Linked DNA regions of Homo sapiens: regions 1, 2, 4 and 5 are each linked to region 3. The links are chromatin contacts, found by Hi-C or POLR2A ChIA-PET in ENCODE. All regions are on one chromosome and are shown on one strand. Each heading gives the region's core, a stretch centred on a gene start or an enhancer-like site at or near the end of the contact. The rest is flanking DNA. Distances are from core to core; before and after follow the strand shown. Region 1 overlaps TTC19 (tetratricopeptide repeat domain 19). Region 2 holds the start of ZNF287 (zinc finger protein 287). Region 3 overlaps PIGL (phosphatidylinositol glycan anchor biosynthesis class L). Region 4 holds the start of ADORA2B (adenosine A2b receptor). Region 5 holds the start of ZNF624 (zinc finger protein 624).

Evidence for each region. Hi-C counts contacts between places; a loop is a spot of excess contacts on that map. ChIA-PET counts read pairs that join two places held with the same protein, here RNA polymerase II (POLR2A). Pooled maps may share reads with other maps.
Region 1: a map of endothelial cell of umbilical vein shows a loop between it and region 3 (3-fold over the local background). The contact joins two enhancer-like sites. A Hi-C loop is called at or near these places in 1 of 168 maps with a recorded cell type or tissue (endothelial cell of umbilical vein) and 10 of 50 pooled maps. POLR2A ChIA-PET finds 5 or more read pairs at or near these places in 1 of 52 experiments (WTC11).
Region 2: a map of B cell shows a loop between it and region 3 (15-fold over the local background). The contact joins the promoter of ZNF287 here to the enhancer-like site in region 3. A Hi-C loop is called at or near these places in 1 of 168 maps with a recorded cell type or tissue (B cell) and 7 of 50 pooled maps. POLR2A ChIA-PET finds 5 or more read pairs at or near these places in 2 of 52 experiments (both activated naive CD4-positive, alpha-beta T cell).
Region 4: a loop to region 3 is called in a pooled map, with 3 times the contacts of the local background. The contact joins the promoter of ADORA2B here to the enhancer-like site in region 3. A Hi-C loop is called at or near these places in 1 of 168 maps with a recorded cell type or tissue (PC-9), 5 of 37 single-sample maps with no recorded cell type and 11 of 50 pooled maps. POLR2A ChIA-PET finds 5 or more read pairs at or near these places in 1 of 52 experiments (BJ).
Region 5: a loop to region 3 is called in a pooled map, with 17 times the contacts of the local background. The contact joins the promoter of ZNF624 here to the enhancer-like site in region 3. A Hi-C loop is called at or near these places in 1 of 37 single-sample maps with no recorded cell type and 10 of 50 pooled maps. POLR2A ChIA-PET finds 5 or more read pairs at or near these places in 1 of 52 experiments (HEK293).

Annotation. Positions count from the first base shown.
Region 1 is chr17:16,026,868-16,029,567 of GRCh38, forward strand. It overlaps TTC19 (tetratricopeptide repeat domain 19), which reads left to right. Exons shown (of 10, transcript NM_017775.4): 10 at 507-2,537. The coding sequence ends at 655. It overlaps NCOR1 (nuclear receptor corepressor 1), which reads right to left. Exons shown (of 46, transcript NM_006311.4): 46 at 2,290-2,700. Among named protein-coding and RNA genes, the nearest start is that of TTC19, 28 kb to the left of the region's middle. RefSeq lists a silencer at 1,320-1,369. Within about 2 kb of position 1,409, at least 8 of the 41 ENCODE cell types and tissues checked have a DNase peak (open chromatin) inside an H3K27ac peak, as active enhancers do; they include endothelial cell of umbilical vein, where a contact is called at or near this core.
Region 2 is chr17:16,567,872-16,570,571 of GRCh38, forward strand. ZNF287 (zinc finger protein 287) reads right to left here and starts at 1,333. Exons shown (of 6, transcript NM_020653.4): 1 at 1,081-1,333; 2 at 1-58. RefSeq lists enhancers at 396-897, 898-1,397.
Region 3 is chr17:16,286,517-16,289,216 of GRCh38, forward strand. The region is part of intron 2 of PIGL (phosphatidylinositol glycan anchor biosynthesis class L); the gene reads left to right. Among named protein-coding and RNA genes, the nearest start is that of MIR1288, 5.9 kb to the left of the region's middle. RefSeq lists enhancers at 1-216, 1,301-1,430, 1,691-1,740, 1,761-1,810. Within about 2 kb of position 1,300, at least 26 of the 41 ENCODE cell types and tissues checked have a DNase peak (open chromatin) inside an H3K27ac peak, as active enhancers do; they include B cell, PC-9 and endothelial cell of umbilical vein, where a contact is called at or near this core.
Region 4 is chr17:15,943,785-15,946,484 of GRCh38, forward strand. It overlaps ADORA2B (adenosine A2b receptor), which reads left to right and starts at 1,346. Exons shown (of 2, transcript NM_000676.4): 1 at 1,346-1,799. The coding sequence starts at 1,465. RefSeq lists a silencer at 902-1,521 and an enhancer at 1,349-2,163.
Region 5 is chr17:16,652,581-16,655,280 of GRCh38, forward strand. It overlaps ZNF624 (zinc finger protein 624), which reads right to left and starts at 1,270. Exons shown (of 6, transcript NM_020787.4): 1 at 1,184-1,270. LOC124903934 (a long non-coding RNA gene) reads left to right here and starts at 1,312. Exons shown (of 4, transcript XR_007065639.1): 1 at 1,312-1,390; 2 at 1,504-2,618. RefSeq lists an enhancer at 514-1,024 and a silencer at 980-1,179.

The DNA of each region.
Region 1 (2,700 bases), core at 159-2,658, 260 kb before region 3:
CTATTGTGTTCAATTCACGTAACTTCTACAGACCTGCACTAGCCTGTCGAACCCCATCAAGCTGGAGAAAACCTTGCAATGATAGTACCTTACGTCAGTAGTGCTTTACAGATTTCTAAATGTGTTCAGTTACAATGTGTTTCTCACAGTGTGCTGGTGAAGCTTTATGACAGGAAGTATCATTTTGTCAGACATTTCTTAGTGTCAGCACACTATACCGATCATTTTCAGAAACCTGGGATGACAGGTGTATTACACATACCACCATTCATGAAATCTTGGGCTCATCAAAGTCCTCAGGATATACTGGAAAGGGCCGTTAGGAATCCCACAGCATTCAGTGGAGTTCCAGCCTGTCAGATGGGGATGAAATGAGGCAGCACCAGCTTGTCGCTTCATAAGCACACAGTAAATTAGCCCTATATCTGCATTCATGCTCTCTCTTCAGAATCACCTTGAAAACATACACTTTCTTCTTACTGTCCCTTCTCTCTGGGTTATTTTAGAACGATATACACAAGCAAAAGAGATCTACCAGGAAGCACTGAAGCAAGCAAAGCTGAAAAAAGATGAAATTTCTGTACAACACATCAGGGAAGAGTTGGCTGAGCTGTCAAAGAAAAGTAGACCTTTGACAAATTCTGTCAAGCTCTAAATCCATTTTTGTGTAGGGAGAATAATGTCTAGTAATGTGGAAGAATAGCTATCATTCCTGTCTCTGTGGCACCCGATCAATGGCTTAAATCTGTCGTTTTTGATATTCAGGTTTCCTCAATTTAGCCTTAGTGAAGGAGGGGTTGTACACACTGCCATTTTTGTATTTTAAAGGAAAAATGACTTTCATTCCCAACTGATTATGACCTTTCAGGATGTCGTCAAGTGATGCTTTCAGTTGTAACACGTGACTTGGTGCTGTCCCTGCTGGTCTAAGTAGAACTGTAGATTCATATGGGCTGGTGTTCCTGTGCGCTGTGGGTGTGGTGATTCAGCCTGGCATTTCTACCATAAGTTTTTGGTCTGCTGATTTGCTGCCCTGTCTTCTCTTACTTTACTTTATCAATACCTGGCAAACTGACCAGAATTACCTTCCTCATGGCAAAGGGGGATTATGGTGAATTGTTGTTCTTATAGTCTGTTTCATGAAGCACAAGTGGAATTTAATACATAAAAGAGAAAAATATCTTAGTTTGCTACCAGCATCCAGCATGAAGTTGTAAAGTGGGGATTAGGCACGTGACAGTATAGCACCCATTTGAATTTAAATAAAAGTGAACCATATTTATCTGGTTATATAAAACTAAAAATGGGGGTGTTTATATAAAACTAAAAACTAAGAATGATGTAACCTTTTGTCTGTGTTATCTGAACACTCTACTTCCTTTGCAGCCTTAGTCACACAACTGAGTCATCTCAAGTACTCTTTAAGGACACACAGCCCAGGCTGTTCTGAGTCAGAATAGGCCCCTACAGGTATATTTTAAAACTCTTCGTAATTCTAATGTGTACTGCTGGTATAGCTGAACTACTGACCTGGATCTTAGTCCTAGCCTTTTTGCTTTTGCAATTTCAGTATCTTCATCTCTAAACTAGGGAAACACTGGGATTCTTTCTTAGCTGTGGGGGAAGGTATTTGGTTAGATGACTTTGAATGAATAGACTGCTGTGCTGAAAGAGCTTTATCACACTGTCTCAAAGTATGTAAAGATACATAGGTGGATGCTCTTACTGCAGCAGTCATGAATACATTTTTAGCCATTTACCTAAGGAAAAAGACAGTTTTTCTAGGTACCATGAAGGAAGATTGACCCTGTTGGTATGCCTGTGGGGGTGGGATGTGAGTGGGACTGATAAACTGATACTTTTGGTTCGTATGTACATACTGGAAGAATCTTCATAATAAATGAGACTACACAACAATATTGTATGTATCCCAGTAATCTTTGCATTTCTCAAAAAAAAAAAAAAAAAAAAAAAAAAAACTTTCTGAAGAAAATAAAAACACCAGAAACCTTGAGGTCCAAATCCTCAGGGATTAGACTAAAACTAGAGTTTTGTATGTTGCAGATGTAAATTTCTTCCTATTTTCTGTCTAATCTCATATTATTTACCATGCAGCTAATGCCGTTTACCAAGTCTAGCTCAGAGAGATAAGATACAATATAAATCAGACTGTTTCAGTAGAAACCAGTATTAACGTATGGTGATTTCTTAAAAAAATTAATGTCAACCACTCACCTTTTGCATTGAGAATGTTTTTACCTTTTCACAACTGCAGGGGTTACTGAAAGGTTTTTCATTCCAAGTTTTATTTATTTATTAATTTTAAATCATCCACAGTGACTCAGCTCATGGTCTCGTTGTTGGAAACACTAGGAGTTTTCAGGACAGTCTCTTCATGTGGGTGTTTTCATTACAGTTCATTTACACTGTTGTAAAATAAGGTACTGAAGCAAAAGGAGGACTGATCTCCTTTACTGATTGGTCTAAATTCAAAAGTGAATTGGTTAAAATCGTGTCATTAAAATTTTTTAACTGTCCAATGGTCACTGGAGTTTTCTGGGCATAAATATTTTTAAAATAGAATCACTCAGTGTACCAAAATTAAAAGCATTATGAAATTTGCAGTCATAAACATGCAGTGGAAAACTGGCTGTCAGAATACTTTTATGAAGAGTATTAGGAAGACCTTAATTTAGTTCT
Region 2 (2,700 bases), core at 83-2,582, 280 kb after region 3:
GTTAGCAGCCTTAGTGACAAATTCTGAGCCCAGAACTTGCAGGGATGGATAAGAGACCCTGAAACACAAGCATGGACCACAAGGTCAAGAATCCCTGGTGTACTCTACTATACATATACACACACAGAAACAGACTCGCAGTGTGCATAGATGAACACACATAAGCTTTACCTTGTCTTCCTCCCCTATATCCTTAGACTTGTAAGGGAACTGCCATCTGCTTGGGGTTGGTGGGGGATGGAGCTGCTATTAAAAAGGTAGTGTCAGAGGCAATGACTCGAATCTAAGCCAAACAACAGATTAAACCTCTAACCTGTTGTAACAAAAATTAAACATTTTTATAGAGAAAATAGTTTCATTATTTTAGTCACTGATGTTACAGAAGCTGTAATGACTGAACGGACTCTCAACAATAACAAAGTGAATCTGTTACTTGGAAGAAACTAGGAGAATTTCTTCTTAATACAGTGCTCAAGGTTCCCAAGGGAACTGTCAGGGGAAAGGGCGAGCCATTTATCTGCGTTGCATGTTAATGCCAGCCGATTCTAGCCTTTCACTATCAGAGGGTTGGGAAGACCAGCGGGTTGGACTGGAAAAGAGTGAAGAGGTTGGTGTGACTTCAAGTCCTTTAAGTGCTTCTATAGGAGACAGTTCTTTAGGGATATATTCGAAACCAGGATTCTCGAAGGAAACCTTAGAACCGGCCTGATCTGGAGGAGAACCGACACCACCTCTCCCCAGGCTCCAGCTCCGAGCCCTGCTGAGGCACAGTCGTGCCACCAAAGACAACTGTTTACAAGGCCCTGCGGAGGTGATGCGACAGCCTTGCCTTGCCTCCTGTCGCCTCCCCTTCCCGGCCAAGTCCCTCTGCCTCTTACTCCTCTTCAGCCGCAGGGTCGAGGTCGAGGGCAGCGGGGGAGTCGGGGACCGTGCGACGCGCAACGCTGGGACTGGGCCCACAGCAGCCTCCACCCCGTCTTTGCCCTCCCGCAAGCCACGAGCACGGGAGCCCGCGCGTGGACGGGCTCGGGCTGTCACTGATCGCGCGGACACTCGCGCGCTGCGCCCGGACATCAATACCTGTCGCTGGGACCCGGCCGACGGGCAGCCGGAGCGGCCCTAAGGCCACAGGCAACAATGGCGACGCTGGCACAGGCGCCTGCGTGGCGGGCTCAGTCCCGAGCGGCAGCGGATCCTCGGGCTCCGCCACTTCCCTTCCCCGCAAAGCACAGAGTGTCCCGGCCAGGAGCTGCACGTTCCAGCCCGGTCCTGAGAAGCCCGGCCCAGAAACCCCGGCGCCTCTGCTTAGCCGCGACCTCGCCTCGGCGTCACTGCGCATGTGCGCCAGAGGAACGCTGCGCGCCCGCAGAGCCAATCGGAGCCCAAGCTGCCGCCTCCCCCTCCCGCGCCTCTGGCCCTGGACCTGTCTCCATGGCAACCTCCTCCACCCATCGCTCTGACTTGCTTGTCAGCCTGCGAGGTTCCGAAGGGAACTTCAAAGTTTCCCCGGGCAGACGCAGGTCTGGTAGACGTCTTGGAGGCCAGGGAGGTGCCAGTAGCTGGAGGAGCGCCGGGAGTTGAAGCCCCGCGCCAACTACGCAGAGAAAACTGGGCGCCAGATTTCCTAGAGGAAGAATGGGCAGGGAAGATGTGGGTCTAAAGGCAGAAAGACTTAATGTGCGGTTTCGGGCTTTACTGTGCATACATACTAACTGTGAAAGGTTTTCACTTCCTCCTCAGGAATTTGATTCTGAGACTCTCAGATTGGGGGAAAAAAACCCATGTTCTTTCTTTCTTTCTTTTTTTTCTTTTGAGACGGAGTCTCGCTCTGTCGCCCAGGCTGGAGTGCAATGGTGCGAGCTCGGCTCACTGCAACCTCCGCCTCCTGGGTTCAAGTGATTCTCCTGTGTTCAAGTGATTCTCACTTGAACTTCCTGGGTTCAGCCTCCCGAGTAGCTGTTATTTCTAAGAGACACAAAACAAAAATACATAAAACACTGGAAAAATAAAAGCATAGAAAAACATATTCAAGGTGTTCCCGTTATCTACTGTTCTATTAACAAACCACCCCAAAACTTAGTGGTTTTGAAGGACAATCACCGTATTATGCTCATAAATTTCATGGTGAGGAATTTGAAAGGGGAACTGAGTGGGTGGGCCTTTGCCTCATTATGTCTGTAGCCTCTGTTGGGATGATTTGATGGCTGGGAGGGCCCGCTTCCAAGATGGCTTTTCCACTCACATGTCTACTGCTTGGGAGGAGATGGGCTAAAAGATGAACTCGGCTTGTGTTTGACCAGAGTGCCTCAATGTGGTCTCTCCAGCATAAAGGACTGAGGGCAGCTGGACTTGTTACATGGTGGCTCTGGGCTCCAAGAGTGAGCATTCCAGTGAACAAGAGAGAAGCGCCATGGCCAATTATAACATGGCCTTGGAAGTCACCTAACACCAATTCTGTCAGACTCTTGGTCAAAGCAATCACAAGCCTACAGAGAATCAAATGGAGGCAGAATCCTGTGAGGGTGGAGGAGGACTGTCAAAGACTCTTAATATCACCACACCAGGAAAATTTTAACAAAAAGAAAGTTGGACCGGGCGCGGTGGCTCACGCCTGTAATTCCAGCACTTTGGGAGGCCCAGGCAGGTAGATCACCTGAGGTCAGGAGTTTGAGACCAGCCTGGCCAACATGGTGAAACTCC
Region 3 (2,700 bases), core at 50-2,549:
GTTTGAGGATATTCAGCCAGTGGGGGAAAAAACCACAACGTTATTTTAATGAACGCTTTTAGCCTGGCTTGTTTCCTGAACATTAAGGTCTAGGGCGGGACTTCGAGTTTGGGGCCTTTTCCAGAGGTATTAACACTGTGTTTGCTAAATACACCCCAGGGAAGGAGTCGTCGGGCTTCTACGAGTCACACTTAAAAGACTGGCAAGAGTTGGCTTCTTCTGTTGTGTTCTTAGCTTCCAAAATAGTAGTCTCTCCTCAGAGCCAGACGCGCAATGCCATCATGTTAATGAGGTGCCTCATGTGCTTCAATAGCCACTGACTGATGGTACCCCGAACCTGCCTGGATTCCTCACCTCTTCCCCTGCCCATCTCTCCTTCCCGCAGCAAACTGCTCATCCTGCAGCAGTCCGAACCTCTGCCTCATTGGCCCTAAGCTTCCTAAGGGAAGGGACCATGACTTGTATTCATGTTTATATCCCTAAAACTCAGCCCTCTGTTTGGCACATAGTGTGTGCTTAGTCCAGATCACTTAAATGTACAATGATTTCATTCTCTCGGAGCCCCGCTCTGGTGGTGTGGGTCCCTGGGGACCCCTCCAGATGCCTTTCTCCAGCCATGGCTGCGCAGGCACCGAGAAGCCGCAGGCTGGTTCCAGCTCACAGCCTCTCGCCTCAGGCCCACACTGCTCCTCCTGCTGTCTGCCCCAGGGCTTGCGATTGCCCGGGGGTCCCCAAGCGGGCTCAACTCTGAAAGATTAGAGAGCTAACAGCCTATGGAGATAAATACTTCCTTCTTTATCTTCCTGGGAAGATGGACAGTTGTAAGATGATTTTCTTACAACTTTCAGACAGTCCTGTGGGAACACACAGCCAGTGCCCATAAGTAGGGCCACATCAGTAGAGCATCCCTGCTTCCCTGCCTTCTCCATCTGTCAGTGGCTTCTGCTCCTGGGGTCACAGTCCCCAATAAAGTACACACTAAGCCTTCTTCCTAGGGGAGCTGAGACTCGAATACATTCAGAGCCCTTTAAGAAGTTCTCTCACAGACTTATTTTTGTTTTCAAAATTCAATTCCTCTAAATATATTTCTGTTCCTCTTTCGTCTAAGTCTCATTCTTTTTGACTGAGAAGTCAGAAGCAAAATTAAAGTTTAGTGACTAGGGTTTTTTTGTCCTGTTATACGTTGACATTCCTTACCGTGGGTGTATCTGTGCTTTCTTTGCTCTTACTCTGAACATGCCCAAAAAAACTCTTGTGTTATCTTTAGCATATTTCATAAGCCACAATTCAGGAAGTTAGAGAAATTGCTCCCTGGTGCAGAGCAACAGAACTGCCGACCTCTTTCCACTCCAATTGCGGTGAAAGTGATATCTCTCTGCCTGAGCTGACGTTGGCCTTTAGGCTTCTCTAATTATTTCCTTAGGTTAGATTTCTAGAAACACAGGGTCAAAGGGCACAGATATTCACATATAGGCAAGTTACCTTCTTCTTGAGATGTAGCAATTTAAACTCATAACAGCAGTACATAACAGTGCCCCTTTCTCTGTGTCTTTCTCCAACACAGACATCTTGCTTTAATTTTGCATTTATTTGATTCTTTCTGAGAAGCAGAAGGAATATATGTTGGCCGTTTGCATTTCTTCTTTTCTAAATTACCTGTTTTCTTTCCTTCCTTCCTTCCTTCCTTTCTTTCTCTTTCTTTCTTTCGAGACGAAGTCTCACTCTTGTTGCCCAGGTTGGAGTACAGTGGCTCAGTCTCGGCTCACTGCAGCCCCCACCTCCCAGGTTGAGGCTATTCTCCTGCCTCAGCCTCCCGAGTAGCTGGGATTACAGGTGCCTGCCACCACGCCCAGCTAATTTTTGTATTTTTAGTAGAGATGGGGTTTCTCCGTGTTGGCCAGACTGGTCTTGAACTCCTGACCTCGTGATCCACCCGCCTTGGCCTCCCAAAGTGCTGGGATTACAGGCGTGAGCCACTGCGTCCAGCCTATTACTATTATTCTTTTTTTCTTTTCTTTTTTTTCTTTTTCTTTTTTTTTGAAACCGGAGTTTCGCTCTTGTTGCCCAGGCTGGAGTGCAATGGCGCGATCTTGGCTCACCGCAACCTCTGCCTCCTAGGTTCAAGCAATCCTCCTGCCTCAGCCTCCTGAGTAGCTGGGATTACAGGCACGCACCACTGTGCCCGGCTAATTTTGTAGTTTTAGTAGACACAGGGTTTCTCCATGTTGGTCAGGCTGGCCTCAAACTCCTGACCTCAGGTGATCCGCCCACCTCAGCCTCCCAAAGTGCTGGGATTACAGGCGTGAGCCACCACACCTAGCTAAAAATTCTTTAATAGGTCTCTTTAATGTTTTAAGTAGTCCTAGATTTCCCCTGTGAACCATCTTGAAAGTTTTGCCTTTTATTCTCAGTTCTCTTTTGCTGGCTTCTTATCAGGAAACACCACCTGACTGATTTGAGATGTAAAGTGATGGAGTGCAAAGACCACAGGTCTCTGTATTCAAAGGTCTAGGTGCAAGGTACAACCTTACCGGATATTTCAGAGCTTGTCTTTTATAATTTTTGAGCTGAGAAGGTCAGGTGAGATAAACTGTATGGACTGGAATTCTGATTTGAGATGTAAAGTGATGGAGTGCAAAGACCACAGGTCTCTGTATTCGAAGGTTTAGGTGCAAGGTACAACCTTACCAGATATTTCAC
Region 4 (2,700 bases), core at 96-2,595, 340 kb before region 3:
TACCCTTTAGCAGTCACCCCATGTTTTGATTTTTGCTTTACATGATTTTACAAGCATCTTTTCCTGTTGCTGGAAAATCTCCTTACCCATCCTCTTTGGTGACTGTCAGCAAAGGCTTTCGGGTGGTGAAATAGCGTGGCCAGGAGTGCTCTAGAACAATGGTGTTGGTGAGGGCTGCAGAAGCTGAGGACCCACAGGCAGAGAGGGAGGGATGGTAGAAGCAGGTGGTGAGGAGGGACTCGGGGCAGGACTTTGGGGGTAAAAGGAAGCAAGTCTCTGGAAGCAGAACCAGCAGCACTGCTGATCATTGGGACGTGGAGAAAGGCGAAGGCTCAGGGTGTCAGCAAACTTCCTAGGGTGGGTGAGGGTTGCCAGGTCAATAACGAACAGGGTCCCAGGAAAAGGCGGCAGCACAGGTTTGGGGAGAATTAGAGATGAGCTTGGTTTTGGTCTTGTTGGATTTGGGGGCACCAGTCTCTCTCCTGGCGAGAGTCGGCAGTGGGGTGTTAGGATCTGGCCCTCAGGAGGCTGTTAGGGCTGAAGCAAGAGATTTGGGAGTTAAGGGTGTGAGGGCCACGTGGGAGGCCTCGGGAGCCTGTGCCGATCCAGGGTGAGTGTGAAGGAAAGAAAAAAGAGGGCCCGGGGAACACTGGTATTTTCGGGCGGTGGACGAGGATGGGACGGCCACGAGCTTGTCTTAAGGTAGAAGGCAGAGCGGGGCCGTAGGGGCAGTGGCGCGGGCGAGGGTGGAGAACAGCGCTGAGCCTCGCTGGGAGGCGGCCGGAGGGGGCTGCAGCCCCCGAGGGCTCCTTGCAGTCCGGCCCCGCAGCCTGGAGACAGCTCCGGTGGTGCTGCGCTGCCCGAGACTGCTGCACGAGCGGGGACTGCGGCCTCGGCTCCCTGCCTGCCCGGCAGCCCCCCATCCAGTCGGCCTGCCCGGGGTGCGCAGGGTTAGCCTGGAGTGAGCTCGCCCCGCCCGGGGTTGCGCGGCCCTGGGGGGTCCTCTCGCGGCGGCTCCTGGGACCTGCTGGCGCCCCGGGCAGAGCCCGGCCCCATCCCAGGAGTCGCCCGGACTGGAAGGCAGTGCGAGCACTGGGACACAGCCTCCGAGCTCGAGCGTGACGGGAAGTTGGGGCAATTTGTTAGTTATCCGCCGCCACCAAGACGCGGCACGGCGCCTGGACCGGAGGGGCCCCGCGCGGGCGCGAACTTTGGGCTCGGGCGAGTGGGTGGTGCTCCGCCCAGCCCGAGACGGGCGGGCGCGCGGGCCAATGGGTGCCGCCTCTTGGCCGCGGGGGGCCCCGACCCGTGGGTCCCGGCCACCAGCGCCCCAGCCCCGAGGCTCAGAAGCGGCAGGCGGAGGCGCGGTCCGGGCGCTATGGCCATGCCCGGCGGGTCTCACGCGGCTGCCCCTCGCCCGGCGCGCCTTCGGTAGGGGGCGCCCGGGGCCCAGCTGGCCCGGCCATGCTGCTGGAGACACAGGACGCGCTGTACGTGGCGCTGGAGCTGGTCATCGCCGCGCTTTCGGTGGCGGGCAACGTGCTGGTGTGCGCCGCGGTGGGCACGGCGAACACTCTGCAGACGCCCACCAACTACTTCCTGGTGTCCCTGGCTGCGGCCGACGTGGCCGTGGGGCTCTTCGCCATCCCCTTTGCCATCACCATCAGCCTGGGCTTCTGCACTGACTTCTACGGCTGCCTCTTCCTCGCCTGCTTCGTGCTGGTGCTCACGCAGAGCTCCATCTTCAGCCTTCTGGCCGTGGCAGTCGACAGATACCTGGCCATCTGTGTCCCGCTCAGGTGAGGCGCTCGGCGTCGCCCGAACTCGGGGCCCCGTCGGAGCTCCGAAATGGGTCGTCTTCTCCAGGCCGGGGTTCCTCCCTCGGGGGCCCCAGACGGGCCAGGCTGGGGGCGCGCGGGGCGCTTGGAGGGCTGGTTCCCAGCCTGGCCACCCCGCAACGCTAGACCAGTGCGCCCGGGCACCCAAGACATCCCAGATGCGCGTCGCTCTAAGGAGATCTGCGTAGGGACAGCTCTAGGGGGTCCGGGGAGTGCGGTCCCCGGCGCCCGGGGAGGCGCCGTGGAAACCCCGGGGAAAGCGTCACCCCCGGGGAAAGCGTCACCCCCGTGGGCGGGTGGAGCCCGGGGCGCGGGAGTTTTGGTGATCACATCTCCACTCCTGCCACGAAGGCCGTTCCTAACACTCGCCCGCAGCGGCGGTGCAGCGGCAGTCCCGTGAGTGCTGCGGCTCCCGGAGGCCCGGGAGGTTCCCACTAAGGGCAAGGCAACTTTGGACGCTGGGCATTCGCACCGTCAGAATGGACACGCATGAGCCAGCTTCAGAACGTGTCTGCTGCGGAGAGGCGGCCCGGCCCATCCCAGGGGAAGGTGTCCGTTAACTTTGGGGAACGCTACGGACTCAGATTATATACTTTTAAAAGGAGTTACAATGCTTCCTCGTGTCTGGCAAACGGCCTTACAGCCTCACTGCCCTTGTGTAACTATTTATCTCCTGCTGCCCTGTTGGGAGCGGGCTGAGAAGTGCAGAAAATGGTGGCGAACTTACTTGTCCACTCTTTCTCCCACACTGAGAAAATCTAGGATTCAGGGGATGGAGTCAGCCAGCGACCAGAGTGGATTCCCAGTTGGAGCTGATGACTTCAACATTGAGAGTTTGTTGAAAGTATTTATTCTCTGTCTT
Region 5 (2,700 bases), core at 20-2,519, 370 kb after region 3:
AGAATAAACAATATTTAACATTTAATATATTCAGCTTGATCTCAATTGTGCAAATGTAATGCATAGAAAAAAAGACTGAGTAACCCAAAACTCTACTGAGACCTCTGAGACCTGGGGCTGTGATGTTTACCCTTCTTTCTGCTTTTCTGTACTCTCCAAGCAGACAAGAAGAAGTATCTACCTATACATAGGAGTGTGGAATAGGAATAAAATCCCAGAGTGGCTGGCCACATCCCCAGGTTCTAACCCTGCTTTGGCTACCGTAAAACTGTGACCACAGGCAAGTCACTTGAGCACAACGAATCAGCTATTAGTACATGACAGTAGCCACCTTATATGTTTCTACTGTCCCCTTTGTCATTATGCAGAAGATATCTAGGCCACTATTCCCCAGTTATAATTTCCCTATTTACAAGCTCTGTCTTTCCAACTATTGCAAACGTATCCAGAGACTTAAGGAGAAACTTTACTTGTTTTGCTTCCTTGGCCAGTGCAGTTATTTAGAAATAATGAAGGGTCCATGTTTTTGCTGAGAATCTCAGCGCCATGTACCAGTCCAGCATTTCCCAACCAATGCAATAATACCATTGTCATGTCAGGGAGTGACAAGTGATTAAAAGGTGATTACAGTATTTGAAATGTGACATTTCAGGAAAAGCTGCCTCGGTTACTGAGTAGCGCAGGTCCCCCGATGTGGAACCTAGTTCCATCCCTGCCAGTTCAGAAGCCAGAGCGGATATGCTCCTGCCAACCTCGCCTTCTTTCCCTAACTGCTCTCCTCTACCCACTTCGGGTATGCCCTCCTCAGGGCCTGCAAGGCGCGGGGCTGGGAAGACCGGGAAAGTCGGGTCAGGGGCCCGCCCGCCCTACTCGACTCCCTGCGCCCTGCGCCCGGCTCTTTTTAACCCCAGCGCCGCCAGGCCCGCAGGGAGGGGGTTCCCGGGTTTGGACCCGGACTAGGAGGCCGCATAGGGCACGCGGCCCTACCTGTGAGGGAGGCCAGCTGGAGACTGAACCCACACTCGGGAAGGAGGCCCAGCCCCAATCGCCTCTCAGGAGTGGGCGGGTCCGCTCAGGGACAGGGGCTCTAGAGGGAACGGCCACGCCCCGGACGCCGCCGGGAGCCAAGCGCCAAGGGAGGGGCGGCGGGCAACCGAGGCCAGGCGCCCGGGACAACGAGTACCTGGCGGCCGAACTGAGGACAACTGAGGGAACTCGCAGAGCAGGGCGGGAACGCTTCCAGCAATGGCGGCGGCTCGGCGGTGCCGGCCTCCAGGCAGGGCATTGCGCCTGCGCAGCCGGAGCGTCGGAACTACAGTGCCCAGAATCCTCAGCGCCTGAGCCCCCCGCCCCTTTTGTCTGCGTTAGTGAAGGAATTGGCTCTTCGAGGGTGAGAAAAAATTCCAATTGGATACACTTCTGTTGAGAAGCCTTGACTATGTGTCAAAAGCAATAGCACTAGAGATACAAATAATGACACAACCCTTGTCTTGGAACATTTAGGTGCGACTAAAGAAAGCCGTCGAGAGAACAGATAGATGTGATCCAGACAAATATGTGAACAAGTGCTTGGAAACACATATTTCTGAACAATTCCCTTTATGACAATTCCCTCAGAGTTGGAAGAGACAACAATTGATGACTATAATGCCAATTAAGTAGAATGGATATGAATGTCTGAAAATAAGCTGGAAATTTTAAGGCCAAAATTCTTCGAAATACAAAGAAAAAACCTTTCTGAAGACAAATAGCTGTAGAAGTTCTCCTCAATGCATACAAATGATAATTCTTAAAACACAATGACTGAAAGTATTTATTTGCAACAAATTTATTTGACCACTTATTCAAGGGCTGCTCGTCCAAGAGCTATATTAAGGTCTATTTACTTTATCCCTACCAAAGGCGGTATTTTTTGAGGATAGAAACTACATCTCATGGAGTTTATCACTCAGAGTGCCTACTTAGGAGACTGCTTGCATACTGAATGAAACGAAGGAAGAATGAATGAATAATTTGGGACCCCACCTCCCAACACACTTCCACATATCGAAATGCACACGGAATGAGGTACATCTTCTAAGGAGAGTGGCATTGAAGAGTAATCAAAACAACAGGATATTCACAGGAGGACTGGAATAAAACGAAATTTCCAGTGAAAAAGATTACTCAAAATATTTATTCAATACACTCTGAAATTAGAAACTAAGCAAATGTCTTTTGGAGATCCCAGTTCCCTCACATTCCCCACAGATGAAGATGAGCCAAACAGAAGTCCAAAACTTAAACATTACAAAACAAATAATAAAATAAGACACTGTGACTGAAAATCAGCACAAACAATAAACGGCAGAAATATATCCCCCAAAACTTCAGAGGCAGAGCTCATTTGATTAAAAATTTAAAATTATTACATTTAAAATGTTTAAGGACATGATAGATGGAATTAAAAACATTATCAACAAACAACAGAATGTAAAATAAGCCACCAGGAAAGTTTAGAGAAACATACACATTTCGTTAAACTATTAAAAAAAAATGTTTAACACAATATTTAGGGTAGATTATTACTTCTACAGGGATAAAGTCCAGGAAAGACAGACACACAGGTGACTTCAAAGGTATTGGTAGTGTTTTATTTCTTAATTTTGGTAGGAGTACACTGTTCAATTTGTAGTGATATTTGTTATAGGCAATTTTGTG